Linked DNA regions of Homo sapiens: region 1 is linked to region 2. A link is a loop called in an ENCODE intact Hi-C map of the cell type or tissue named here. Cell type or tissue: MCF 10A. All regions are shown on one strand.

The links. Peaks named below come from ENCODE experiments on the same cell type or tissue, not always from the same donor. Only the 100,000 strongest peaks of a DNase experiment are listed, where the experiment ranks them.
Region 1: it touches region 2 in a loop (2.9-fold over the local background); 2 of 110 quality-filtered maps call a loop at or near these places.

Annotation. Positions count from the first base shown.
Region 1 is chr12:87,156,809-87,159,308 of GRCh38, reverse strand. The region is part of intron 1 of LOC105369878 (a long non-coding RNA gene); the gene reads left to right. Among named protein-coding and RNA genes, the nearest start is that of MIR3059, 410 kb to the right of the region's middle. In MCF 10A, no CTCF peak of the experiment used is centred here; a DNase peak (open chromatin) is centred at 1,348.
Region 2 is chr12:87,666,420-87,668,919 of GRCh38, reverse strand. The region is part of intron 1 of LOC105369881 (a long non-coding RNA gene); the gene reads left to right. Among named protein-coding and RNA genes, the nearest start is that of LINC02258, 100 kb to the left of the region's middle. In MCF 10A, a CTCF peak has its summit at 1,333; a DNase peak (open chromatin) is centred at 1,339.

The DNA of each region.
Region 1 (2,500 bases), 510 kb after region 2:
TCTTCCTTATAGGGTTGCTACAAGGATTATTTGCATAAGTATAAATCTAGGACAGTGCATAGGTCAGAATAAGTGCTTGACAAATGTTAAGCATTTGTTTAAAATGTTCCCACAGAAAGCTGCACATAATTTATTGCAATTTCTACATTTTGGTATATTTAAAACATGCATTGTTGATGTTTCTCAATGTCTATCTCCTTAAGTGTTAATCTCCTTGGATGTCAGAGAACTTGTTATATTTTTGTATCATCTGCACCAATAACATAGCTTCACATGTAGATAGGTTCAGGGCAAGTTTATGGATATGATAAATACATAAATATAAATTAAATCAATTTTAATATGTATTGTAATTCAAACCAATGCAATTCAATAAGTAATTTTGAATGTCTGTTCATACAAGACCCTTAGACCCTAGGCTAAGGTCAAAAATGAAAAATTTATGTACCTACTTTTAGGAAACTCACAATTTAGTGGATAAAACAGATATATAATTATTAAAAATATGAAGGTGAATGTTTGGTGCTTTTAGTATAGAAACCTAGATACATGTAGAGGAAGAGAATGGGTTTATAAGATAATAAAAAACATGGAGAAATTGACATTTCTCTGGGAAACTGGAAAATAAGCCTTTCTGTAACTGTTGTTAGAGACTTTACTGGGCACAAGGAAGCTGGTAATTCCAGGGTAAAAGTAAAATGTAAGTAAATACATGGATGCATTAAATTATATATTATGTGCCAGCAGTGCCAAATTAACTCTGCAATGGGTGTATCAGCATACCCACTGACCACAAGATCCAAAGAAAATCATAATCATATAAATAAAAGCAAATATATGGGGTGAGGAGGTGCTATTTTGACCCACATTACATTAGAAATACTAAGACAACATTAACTGACGATAATTTGTGAATAATTAAAAACAAAACAAAAACAGATGTCTGTATTCTTTTTTTTTTTTTTTCCTGAGATAGAGTTTCGCTCTTGCTGCCCGGGCTGGAGTGCAATGGCGCGATCTCAGCTCATCATTGCAACCTCTGCCTCCCAGTTTCAACCAATTCTCCTACCTCAGTCTCCTGAGTAGCTGGGATTACAGGCGTGCACCATCATGCCCAGCTAATTTTGTATTTTTAGCAGAGATAGGGTTTCTCCGTGTTGGTCAGGCTGGTCTTGAACTCCTGACCTCAGGTGATCTGCCTACCTCGGCCTCCCAAAGTACTGGGATTACAGCCGTGAGCCACCGAGCCCGGCCCAGATGCCTGTATTCTTGTAAATTATCTGAAGGTTTGGGAATATGGTCAACATACTTGCAAAACCATTACTAGGAGCTGACTAATGCCTATGCTATCCAACTGGCCCAAGAGAGCCCTCCAGCTCACCAGCGTCAGGCTATTTCTTCCTCCCTTTTCTCCTTGACATTAGGAGGAGTTTTACAAGTTAGTTCATCAGCAGGCTTGCATAGTTATTTGCTTTTACATCAGCATGCTTTGCTCTTTTACTTAACTTTTTCTGTTCTTGAAGATAGTTGAGATTATAGCTGTGGTACAGTGTAATTAATGAAAAAAGAATTTCAGAGGTCTATTAAGGATTATGAATTCTTTTCTTTACTTCTGTTATGCCTTTCAAAATATTAGAAATACTATGGTTCTTTAATATAACTACAGTATTTCTTAATTACATGTATAAGTAGTTGCATTAATTTTAAATTAATATTTTAATTCCTTTTAGAATTAAAAATATAACCCTATTTTACATTTCCTAATAACTTTATAATTTTAATAGTTATTCCAAAAATATTCAATTTTGTGATATTCATAATTTCTAGTTGACAAATTTTATTTAATCTATTTCCAATGATAGAATTAACTAAAAGAAATGATGACACAAACTCCTTTACAAAGTTCTCATGTATTAAAATTTAATAGTAATGAGATGGCAGTCAAAAAAAGAATTAAAAATATATTTGAAGCAATAAAGTATTTATTTGTTAATAGATATTCTAAAGAGAAAGCATTGATGACATTTATACTTATCTAAATAACATAATTATAGTAAATATATACATAATTTAGTCTCACTTTTTCCTCAAAGTTCAAGCAAAAATATAGAAGTATTATAACTTACCTTGTATGGAGTTTATTTTTTCTTAACAGCTTCACCTCCATTGTCTGACTCAATGAAACAAATGTACCTTTTACTTTCCTGTTGTTAAAAAAAAGATGTTTAAATTCAGAAATGTTAAAAATTTTGTCCAGAAAAAATAAATTGTGGCTTAATACTTACAAAACATTTGTCTCTTAAACCATATAGATCTCTGTATTTCTAAAATTAATGTATACTTACACAAATATGTGAAAACAATCTTATTAATATATTGAGTATTATAAATAGGTTAATATCTTACTTGACTACTGCTTCATTACAGCTTTCTTCTTTTCAAAGCCAGAAGGAAAATAGTTAATTGTAGATCCTTCCAGGCATTTTTCTACATGTTTATA
Region 2 (2,500 bases):
AAAACAAATTTCTTGAGGTACTCCTTGGAGGTATGAAAAAGGGGATAACCAAGAGTGTAAATTATGATAAGGTCAGGGAAGTCACACAAGGGAAGGAAGAAAATTCAGCTATGTTTTATAGCAGGTTAGAAGAGGCCTTCAGAAAATATGCAAATTTAGACCCTTCCTCTCCTGAGGGCATGAGGCTAATGGTCCAGCATTTTATTAGCTAGTCTGCCCTGGACATCAGGCACAAACTCCAAAAATTGCAAATGGAACCACAAACTAACCCAAATCAGCTTCTTGATACCACCTTTAGGGTATGTTGACCTGGAGCAGGGAAAAAGGGAAGAGCGTAAAGAAAAACAGCAAGCTAAAATTATGGTAGCCATCACTGGAAATGCCTAGAGAGCATCTAAAGGGCCATAAGAAAAATGTCAGCAAAGGCTCTTGCTTTAAATGCAAGAAAAAAAAAAGACATTAGGCAAAGGATTATACTAAGCCCCTGCCAGGCCCCTGCAAGAGCCTTTGCTCCTACCAGTCATGACCCCTAGCACTGGATAATTGACTACCCCCACTCCCACTGAGGGGCTCAGTCAAGACTCTCATAGTGCAAAAGGAGAACGTAGATGACTACTGAAGGGGCCTAGGGCTTTCCTCATCACCCCTGTCCAGGAACATCATCATTACTATTGAGGAGCCCCGGGTAACTTGATGTGATGGGTACACAAATTCAGTTTCTTTTTAATACAGGGGCAAGTTACCCTCTCCTTACTGCGTATGCAGGAAAATCTTCCACTAGGACCACAACTATTTTAGGAATGGAAGAGAAAAATAAAATCAGGCATTTCATCCCACATTTAATTTGCCAATTTGAAAAACAAATTTTGCAGCAGGAGTTTCTAACAGTACCAAGCTGACCAGTCCCCCTGTTGGGAAGGGATATTATGGTTAAAATAGGGGCACTGCTAAAATTTAAGCACAACCTGGCAAGATTGCTAATGGTCAGTGATGCAAACAGTGTTCCAGGCCATGTCAACAAATGGGTCAACCCACTAGCATGGTATACTAGGAGGCCTGGAAGGGCCTAGGACAGTAGTGCCAGTCAAAATACAACTCAAAGACCCCAATCATTTTCCAAACTAAAAACAATACCCAATTAAGCTGGAAGCAAGAAAGGGCCTAGCATAAATAGTTAAGGAGTTGCTTGCCCATGGACTTCTAAAACCCTGTAATTCTCCCTGCAATACCCCTATTCTGCCCGTTTTTGAAACCTTCAGGAGAATACTGTATGGTACAGGATCTCAGGATAATTAATAAAGCAGTGATCTCTGTCCACCCATTGGTGGCAGACTTGCATATTCTTTTGACTCAGGTGCTGGGAACACAGAATTGTTTTCAGTCTTAAAGAATGTCTTTTTCTGCATTCCTCTGGCACTAGAGTCTCAATATCTTTTTGCATTTGAATGGGAATATTCTAATGGCAGAGAAAGAAAAAGAACAATACACTGGACAGTACTCCCACAGATATTTCAGGACAGCCCCGATTTTTTTTCCCCCAGGCCTTAAAAAGGGATCTGAAGGATCTTCAGTTAGAAAAACAAGAGTATACTCCAGTATGTAGATGACCTTCTTGTGTGTAGCCCAACCCAGGAGATATCTGATAAAAATACTATAAGGACCTTGAATTTTTTGGCCAATCAGGGATACAAAGTGTTCAAAAAGAAGGCTCAAATTGCACCCCAATGGGTTCAATATTTGGGGAATATCAAATTCCCCAAATCCCAGAGACTGGCAGGTATCCCCAGAACGGGTGCAAGCTGTATGTGGTTTGGGACCCCCCACCCCCAAGCAACAGTTTTGTTCCTTTCTGGAAGTGGCTAGGTTCTGTAGAATATGGGTACCAAATTTTGGGCTCATAGCAAAACCTCTTTATTAAACAACAAGGGAGCCAGGAAATGAGTCAATGGCGTGGACCCCAGAAATGAGGGAAGCCTTCGCCAAGATAAAACAGACTCAGGCTCCCGCCCTTGGCATCCTAGTCCTCACAAAGCCTTTTCAGTCTTTGACTCTTTTACTTTCTCTTCTGCAACCAGCTGGAAAAAAGTTCGATATTTAAAGAGCTCATATATTTAGTTAAGGCGTACCTGGATAATCTCCTGTCTCAAGGTTGTCTGTGCCATATTCACATAACCTAATCACAGGAGTAAAAACCATCAAATTCACAGCTCCAGTTAATTACTGTAGGGCACATATACCAGAAGGGCAGGAAATTTTAGGGGCCATTTTAGAATTCTGCCTACCACATCAATCAACAAATAAAATGGACTAAAACACATGATTAGTAGTAGCCCAATTATATGCAACAAAATTCCACTTTAAGAAAAGCTAAAGAAATAAAATTTCTCTTTGGAATGATGTCTGAATATTTCAACTAGTACTTTATTGAGTTTAAGATCTTTTAAGGATGAGAGAGTCTCCACTGAATTTTGAACAAAATGTTTCTAATAAAAAATCACCT